Linked DNA regions of Homo sapiens: region 1 is linked to region 2. A link is an interaction called in ENCODE POLR2A ChIA-PET data of the cell type or tissue named here. Cell type or tissue: Panc1. All regions are shown on one strand. Links, peaks and the distances in the headings refer to the core of each region. The heading gives the core; the rest is flanking DNA.

Region 1 (4,391 bases), core at 190-4,189, 120 kb before region 2:
GGATTATAACCCAGGATACTTGGTTCTAAAACCAATGCTCTGTCCACTGCCCTCCAGCTCAGGTATGACCAGGGCCTCTTCATTCAATCATGGCCCAGCAGCTCCTACTTGGGAGCAACTCAGCTAAGAGGTGGCCTGGGACCCTGGCTGGAGGCACAGAATCCACCTAAGGAAGCCAGGTGGCTGGACATAAAAATTAATTGTTAGTGTAAATATTTTAGGGCAGCAGGAAAACCAAGAGATCAGAGGCAAACCCTGGGCCACCTCAGTTCCTCTGTTTTCCTCCCAGAATCACCAAGGAGGTCAGAAACTGGCTGAAGCTGTCTTCCAGGGAGATGCGGGGTGGGGATGGTGGTGTGGGAGTGGGATTGGGTCTGGTCCTCCCTTTTACTGGTCTTTCTCTCCCTGTGGCTTATTTCCTTCTATTCAAAGCACAACTAGCCACTCTGAGCCCTTGGTCATGGCCTTGGCTGGACTGGGCTTGGCTGCTTGTTTCCCACTGGCCTCCTATGCCTGCTAGTCTGCTTGCTTGACCTCCTACCCTTGGCCTAGCTGGCCACAAGGCCAGGATGCTGGCCACAGCCTTGGGCAGAGGAAAGAGCATGGGGCTAGGAGGCAGGAGATCTGGGGTCTGACCTGACCCTGATCAAAGACAGCTTTGTGTCTTGGCAAGTTCCTTCTGGGCCTCAGGTTTCCTCATCTGTGACATGGAAGATAGGGCAAGAGATGAGGTTCCCAGCTTTTCCCACTGCCTTTTATTATTTTCTCTGTTCACTCACCCATTCACAGAGGCAAAATTTTGGAAGATTTTATTTATGAAGTTCGATGTGGTGATCAGTGCAGTGTGGATACTCTTTAGAGCAGGCACTGAATAAATCATTGTTAGAACCATAATTAATTTCTTTCCCCATCAAAATTAATTAAGCACACATCTGCCAGTCAGAAAGTCTGATTAGCCTGAGATAATTGACTCTTTGAGATGGAGTTAAGTTATTGTTGTATGTTTGAAATACTGAACACAGGGAGAGGATCTCTGCAGTTTAGTGGAGTAGAGAAGATCACAGGCTCTGAAGCCAAACAACTTTATCTTTGGCCACACTGCTTAATCCACTGTGCCTCAGTTTTCTCGTCTGTAAAATGGGAATAATGAAGTACTCACTTCATAGACTTGGTGTGGGGACTTGATTGAGTTCATAGACTTAACATGCTTAGGACATTGAGATCAATAAATATGAATTATTAATATGAATATTTTGGGGAGCACCAAGATTTGATGATCTTTAAAGTTCCTTTCAGTGCCAACATTCTATGATCAGTGTTTACTCAAGTTATTTTTCTGAAATACCAGTTCCATGGAATGTTAACAACTGTTGGATGAGAAAAGAGTTGCTTGGCTCAATTAAATTGGGGAAATGCTGAATTTAACAGGATTCACCATCATTTGATTTGAGCCTAGGCTTTCTCAGGGCTATGTATGTGTTCATGTGCAAGGTCGATCAAGGCCAGGAAAAGGTGCCTGTCTTCCCACTTCCTTGACCGTGGAGCACTTTTCTCATAGTGCACATTACCGAGCAAGTGTTTCTGGGAGCACAGTTTGGGAAACGCTCCTGTGCAGTATCAAGAACCTCTGAGGTCCTTCCCCCAGGTCTCTGACGATATGATTCTTTGATCTCCTTCTCTGGGTGGCCCAGCCCTTCTGTAGATTAGAAACCACAGCCCTTGGCAATGCCAGCTGTGCCTGTCTCCAGGCTGACCTAGTTATCTAATGTAAATAGGCAATGGCTGGGCTAATGTTTGTCCTGAGGGAAGGTGGATGAGGGACCTGTGGCCTGAGGTGCCCAAAGGCCGTGAACTCTGGGCTGATGCCGAAGTGACCTCAGTGTGGCTTGGGCCTGGTGTGGCAGCCAGAGAGGAGTGCGGGCTTGGGGGAGACAGAGGCAGCTCTGGGGGCTGCAAGACACAGGGAGGGCCCTCAGAGGAAGGCTGGGCTCCCCTGCTGGATGGCAGAGGGCAGCTGGGCTCAGAGGGCACCCAGGGGAGGGCCCACGAGGAACCAGCTCAGGCGCCTGAGGCACAGACATGGAGCCGCCCCTCAGTTGTGGGGATGGCAGCAGTGTGGAACCAGGAAGTGGGACTGCAGGCTCTGAGGGAGCCTAATTGGCATGTTAAAGGAGATGAGGCGGAAGGAGCCTAGCTTCTGTGCCCAGGTCTTGGGGGAGGAGAGGAGGGAGGGGCTGCAGCTTGGTGGAGACGGGAGGAGGGCGCAGGTGCTCTCCCTCCTCCTGTGAGATGCAGCTCAGACACTGCCTTTCCCGAGAACCTTCTGGGAACCTTCTCTGGGCACTGAAGAGGCCTCTCCTCCCTCTGCCCCTCTCAGGCCCCCACCCTGTATTTGGGCACTCATGTCCACAGAGGAGTCCTGCAGGGCTGGCTTGTCCCCTCAGTGTCCAGCACAGGCCTGGGGTGGGAGGGCTGCAGAACCCAGAGGCTCCAGTTCTGAAGGACTCTGAGGTCTGGGATGGTGATGAGAAACCACCCCTTAGACATCCAGGATGGGGACGGGAGGTGGCCCTTGGCAGGAGGGCCTCGGGTGACTCATAGCTCCTGCCTTCACTGTGGCCTCTGGCCCCTTCAAAATGAGGTCAGCTTCAAGGTTCAGAAGGAATCCCCCCTGCACTGGGCCTGGGCAAGCCCCTAGCTAGGCCTGGGAACCACCGGGTCTCATGGAGCTGGGGTAGGGGTGGGACCAATGTACAGAATGGGATCTGGAGTTTGTCCCTCTTCAGGCCAGAGCTCCTGGGAAGGACAGCTCTGAAGCACAGCACCTATCCGCTTCTTCTGCCCTGCCCCTTCCCGAGGCCTCTCTTCCCATTGTCCCATCTCCTCTCCCAGCTCTTCCCCCCACTACCCCCAGCAGCTTCTCTCCCTGCCCCATGCTTCCTCCTGGACTCCCCACTCTTGGGCCCACTGCTGTCTCCTCTCTTGCCTTGAGCTGCCTCCCATCCACAGGTGGCCCTAGTACTGATCTTGGGGCCTCTGATGTAGGACAAACCCCCAAAGCCCCCATCCCCCACCCTCCTCAGGCCCATGTGTGATGCAGGGAGCTCAGAGGGAGGGTGCTGGTGTCATGGAAAATCCCTGCGGCAGCCAAGGTCAGTGTTTGCAGACACAGCCTGGCCTAGAGCCAGGCCTGCCTCCCTGGCCAGCTCCTTCTGGCCCATCCCAGAGGCCGGCTTTGTGCAGAGGCCCTCAGAGGCACCCCAGGGCTGCTCTGGGTGCCTGGGGATAGGGACCTTAGGAGCGATCAGTCCTGGTGTGACAACGTAGTTCAACCCACTCGTTTTTTGTTTTGTTTTGTTTTGTTTCTTTGAGACGGAATCTCGCTGTGTTGCCCAGGCTAGAGTGCAGTGGCATGACCTCAGCTCACTGCAACCTCCACCTCCTGGGTTCAAGTGATTCTTCTGCCTCAGCCTCCCGAGTAGCTGTGACTACAGGTGTGAACCACCACATCCGGCTAATTTTTAGTAGAGACGGGGTTGCACCACATTGGCCAGGCTGGTCTCAAACTCCTGATCTCAAGTGATCCACCTGCCTCGGCCTCCCAAAGTGCTGGGATTACAGGCATGAGCCACGGTGCCCTTCCCCCCACTCATTTTATAGATGGGTAAACTGAGGCTGAGAGAGGAGCAGGGACTAGCCCAAGGTCACAGCAACTCAGTGACACAGCTAGGACTGGAATCCAGGGCCCTCATGTCATCTTTTACTGCCCTATGCTGCAGAAGGGAGCATCTTGAAGTCTGTTCTGATAGGCCAAGGAGTAACAAGGGCTGGTGAAACACTTCTGTTACACAAGGGCTAGCTTGAGGTTGTGCTGGACTTGAGTTGGTGATGTAGCCAGGAGAAATAGACCTAGATGATCTATTGATGAGGTCCCTGACCTCAAAACACTTTCCATCTGGGATTGAATCAAATGAAACCTCTCAGTGGAAGCACTTTGAAAACTTCAGTGCCCTGTATAAAGCAGAGGTTATTATTACACAAATTATTAAAATGCATGGCAAAGGTGGGAAATGTTTTAGGAGGGATTTAAGACAGAAGCCGAAGGAGGGCTGGACATAGAGAACTTTGGTTGGGTTATCAGGGAGGGCTTCATGGAGGAGGTGACATTTGCTCTGAGCTCTGAAGGGTGGATAGGAAATGCAGGGTTCTGATGAGGGGAGCTACTGAGGCAAGGATACAATGTTAGGATGACACATGATGTGTTAAGGTCAGAGAAAATAGACCTGCGTGGGACTGGTGGGTGTGCTCACAAATGGGGTTGGTGTGGGGGCCAGCGGACTCTCTCAGAAAGGCAGCTGCATGATACGAATCAAGAAGCTTAGAAATGTGTC
Region 2 (4,391 bases), core at 191-4,190:
CCGCAGCACTATCGGTGCCCCTTTGACTGGAGCTGCTCTGTCTCAGGGGGGCTCATAACCTGAACTATCCCTTGAGACAGGGACCCTGGGAGAGAAGGAAGCTGCACCTTGTTGGACCAGAGACAGCCCTGGGACACTCTCCTGGCAGGTGCCTGCCAGGCCTTACAGCGAACTATACTAGCCACTCCTGGGTCCCCAGGACCCAATCGCAGCTCTGGTGAGCTCGGCCCTAGCCCTGCGGCCTGACATCTGCCCTGCCATCCTCTCAGGGACAGTGTCCCCTGCTCCATACTCGGATTCCTCACTGTTTCCCAAGCCCAGTTGCTCCGTGTCAGCTCCATCTTCTTTGACCTTCTCTCTTCTGCAGCCTCTGGTCCCGTGGCCCCCTCCCGTGCCTCTCACTTTCATAGTCACAGAGTCACAGAGTCATTTTTAGCCGGCTGCTGAGTTCTCCTGGGCCATGAGCCATTTCTTTAACTTCAATCTAGATTCTGTTTTTGCACTTTTTTTTTTTTTTGAGATGGAGTCTCCCTCTGTCACCCAGGCTGGAGTGCACTGTCGTGATCTCAGCTCACTGCAACCTCCGCCTCCTGGGTTCAAGTGATGCTCCTGCCTCAGTCTCTCGAGTAGCTGGGACTGCAGGCACGCACCATCACGCCCTACTAATTTTTGTATTTTTAGTTGAGATGGGGTTTCGTCATGTTGGCCAGGCTGGTCTCGAACTCCTGACCTCAGGAGTTCCGTCAGTCTCGGCCTGCCAAAGTGTTGGTATTACAGGCGTGAGCCACCGTGCCCGGCCAAAAAATGTTTTTTATTAAAGTAAGAATTTTAGAGGGATCCATTTCCAAGGTTTTCTATATTTTAATGGCCACTGCTTGGCCTTTGCTTTTTTTTTTTTGGCACCAGGCACCTTAGTGGAAATAGGGCAGGACAGGCTCAGGAGTCCTGGGTCTCAGGCCGGCTCTCCCACTTGCTGGCTGAGTCCCTCCCCTTCCCCAGGCCTCATTTCCACATCCGTGAGATGAGCAGGTTAGCCTAGATCACAAATCCCCCGCAATAATATGAAAAAATGAGAAACATGTACTCATCATATGTATATATTCATTTATAAACTGTATACATTTACTACTATACTAATCTGATATAATATCAAAATAAAAAAATTTAAGGACAAGCTAAAAACTACATAAAATATTTAACAAACAATTTTCCCTTTAATGGATATAGTAAGATTTCTTCCTTACACTATGCTATTGTTTACATATAGCTAATAATATTGTAAGGGAAAGCAATGTGGTTGGATATGCTTCATTATTCTTTGAAATCTTGCTTTAAGATTGAGCTAGAGCCATTCAGAGGTGTGGTTCTAGTTCAGTTTTTTTTTTTTTTTAATAGCTGTCGTAACTGATCCAAAGAGAGGAAATGTGTCATGGGCTATATGTCTTAAATCACGGCACTCATTTTCAACCCCATTCACCAATTAAAAGCTTTCAATTGAAATTAAGCTAGTAATTGTCTGTCTTCCCTTACATCAGTCAGTGGCTCTTACACTAAGTGGAAAGTATTATATTTTTATATTTTTAACAAATGGATTCAAAATCCACTGACATTCTTTATTTGGACAATATCCAAACAGGTCAGAAGAGTCTGTTTCTATATTTCCAGGTATGTAATATAAGCATTTCTATAGGTGATACACGTTTTTAACCACAAAAAATCCCATTTTAAAAATATTCTCTTCAAAGCATGAGTTTCTTTAGAAAAGCAATAACGCTAAAATGAGTCACCTTTACCTTGAAAAGTCAAATGAAATTGAGTTCATTTTTTGGTGGATATTTGCTAGGTAGCACACTGCCAATAGCTACTTGTCATCATGGAAAGGTCAGCAAATTTGGAACACTTGTCTTTTTGTGCCAGGAAAACATATAACTCATCTTTAAGTTTGATAGCTCTTTTAAGAACTCTTCCAAGAGCTAAGCAGTAAACCTCCATGTGGTTCAGAAGATTTTCATACTTACTTTCCTTCTAATTACAAATCACTGTATAAGCTTTACTTTTTTTTTTTTTTTTAGATGCAGTTTTGCTCTTTTTGCCCAGGCTGGAGGGCAATGGCGCAATCTCGGCTCACTGCAGCCCCTGCCTCCCAGGTTCAAGCGATTCTCCTGCCTCAGCCTCCCGAGTAGCTGGGATTACAGGCATGCGCGACCACGCCCGGCTAATTTTTTTTGTATTGTTAGTAGAGACGGGGTTTCACCATTTTGGCCAGGCTGGTCTTGAACTCCTGACCTCAGGTGATCCACCTGCCTCGGCCACCCAAAGTGCTGGGATTACAAGCTTGAGCCACCGTGCCTGGCCAAGTTTTACTATATTTTAACTCTTTTTTAAAAAAGAACCATTTCAATGCCTTCTGCTGTACTTTAGTTATTTCTGGGCTTACCTTCCTGACTGCAGTACCCGGCAGGAAATCCTGCAGGGAAGTCATTTGGCATGTGTTACCATCCTGCATCCTCACCCCAGAATTCTTTTCCATCCTGGAGCAGCCACCCCCCTCGATGAGTACCTTCACTTTTCCCCAGCAATGGTGTTTTTATTAAAGACATTCATTTACTATTCAGTCCATGTCTCTGTTTCCTTTCGTGGCTTGCAGAAATGTGGTTTTTCACATACAGAATCTAGGAAAACCACATTAGAAAATCTATACCTTTATTTAACTATTTAGCAAAGCTTTCACAGTGTGAAATTTGTTCAAATACTTATTTCTGTATATCTTAGGCAATATTTTCTCTGCATCTTCCAACGTGCTCACATGTTGTGTCATAGGTACTATTCGTGCTACCAGCAGCTACCACATCAACTGTCCTGTTTTCAGTCTCTATAAGACATGGTTTGTGTGTGTGTGTGTGTGTGTGTGTGTGTGTGCGCGCAGATAAGTCATGTGACATGGATCTAAGGAGTGTATTGGTGTCCTGGCAACCACCTCCCTCCCATCACTACTAGCAAAGACAAGGGGAGGTCCCCAGGGAAAAGAAGCTTGGTATCTCATTCCCTGGCTGGCTATGCGCTTGGGCAGTGAGCCTGTTGGCTTGCCTTGCACCCGCCTGAGCACAGGACAAGAAAATTGATGCAGGACTTCTTGTTATTTCTGCCTGGATGCTCATGATTTCTACCTCATAGAGAAGGACTCGTATTTAGAGTAGGAGAGGTTTCAGCTCTGACAATCTCTTGTTCATTTGCATTTGCATTATAACCATTATCTTCAATTGTGGCATCCTTGCAGGAATCTTGTGAAGTCACATATCCAACTGCAAGATTCATCCCCGGCACCCCATCATGCCCAGGGTCCTGGCTCAGTGAGCCACCATCTACTCCGATATTTACATTGTGGCTGTTGTCTTCATCTCAAACCCAGGACACAGTGTTTGTAATAGATGAGAGAGACCCAGGGAGACACAGCCCCGACCCTGATAGACCTCCTCCCTGCTCCTCCTGTCGCCCACAGGTCAACCCTTTCAGAGACCGTATCTGCAGAGTGTTCTCCCACAAAGGCATGTTCTCCTTTGAGGATGTGCTGGGCATGGCATCTGTGTTCAGCGAGCAGGCCTGCCCAAGCCTGAAGATTGAGTATGCCTTTCGCATCTATGGTAGGTGCTGTGGGGGACTGAGGGGTGAGGGGTGGAAAGGCCATAGAGAACATACCGTATCTGGACTCCATCATCAGTTCATTGATGGATGGCATTAACTGGGGTGTGCTTGGGTATCTGTGGGTCTGTGTCATATTTTGCATGTACCATGGAATAAAAAAAAAAGATTGAGAATGACAGCATCAATGGACAGACTCCCCTCGGTGTCATCAGAGGGCAATGGGGTCATTGGCGTTGATATTTGCTGGTAGTGTGTGGTGTGTGGGCAGGCGAGAGAGAGAGAGAATCACATATGCATGTAAAGGATTTATGCTTATTTGGCAGAAGGAGCGTTGGATGGGAAGTTAAGAAAATTTGAACAATCTTGGACAAATCGTTTCACCTTTCTGGGGCTCAGTTTTCTCATCTGTAAAATGAGGGGATAGGGAGAGATAATCTCTGAGGCACTTTGACATTTTTTGGTCTCTGTCTCTGTCTCGGGTAGTCACAAGACTCTGCTGAAGTTCTGCTCTTCACCAGGCAAATGTCTGCTTAGCACAGCTGGGATGCAAGGGAATTCTCAAAAGGAATCAAAAGGAAAGAAAGAAGTCTTAAGATGCTTTCAAACAAACCAGGTGCAAGTCTTCAGTGCATCCTGATAACTTTTTGGCCCCAAAGGACTTGCACATTTAGACTTGCTCATTCGCATCTCACGTTCCTTCCTTTCCTGCCAGCTCCTCCCCAGTCTCCACATGGTGGACTCCATCTCAT

Evidence for each region. ChIA-PET counts read pairs that join two places held together with the same protein. Peaks named below come from ENCODE experiments on the same cell type or tissue, not always from the same donor. Only the 100,000 strongest peaks of a DNase experiment are listed, where the experiment ranks them.
Region 1: POLR2A ChIA-PET joins it to region 2 with 5 read pairs; 3 of 35 experiments call an interaction of 5 or more read pairs at or near these places.

The regions. Positions count from the first base shown.
Region 1 is chr2:26,719,233-26,723,623 of GRCh38, reverse strand. All of the region lies in intron 1 of KCNK3 (potassium two pore domain channel subfamily K member 3), which reads right to left. Among named protein-coding and RNA genes, the nearest start is that of KCNK3, 29 kb to the right of the region's middle. RefSeq lists an enhancer at 1-12. In Panc1, for the core only: no CTCF peak of the experiment used is centred there; no DNase peak of the experiment used is centred there; H3K27ac peaks cover 4,000 bases.
Region 2 is chr2:26,594,426-26,598,816 of GRCh38, reverse strand. CIB4 (calcium and integrin binding family member 4) reads left to right here. Exons shown (of 7, transcript NM_001029881.3): 4 at 3,500-3,641. Among named protein-coding and RNA genes, the nearest start is that of CIMIP2C, 34 kb to the right of the region's middle. RefSeq lists an enhancer at 149-649. In Panc1, for the core only: no CTCF peak of the experiment used is centred there; no DNase peak of the experiment used is centred there; H3K27me3 peaks cover 578 bases.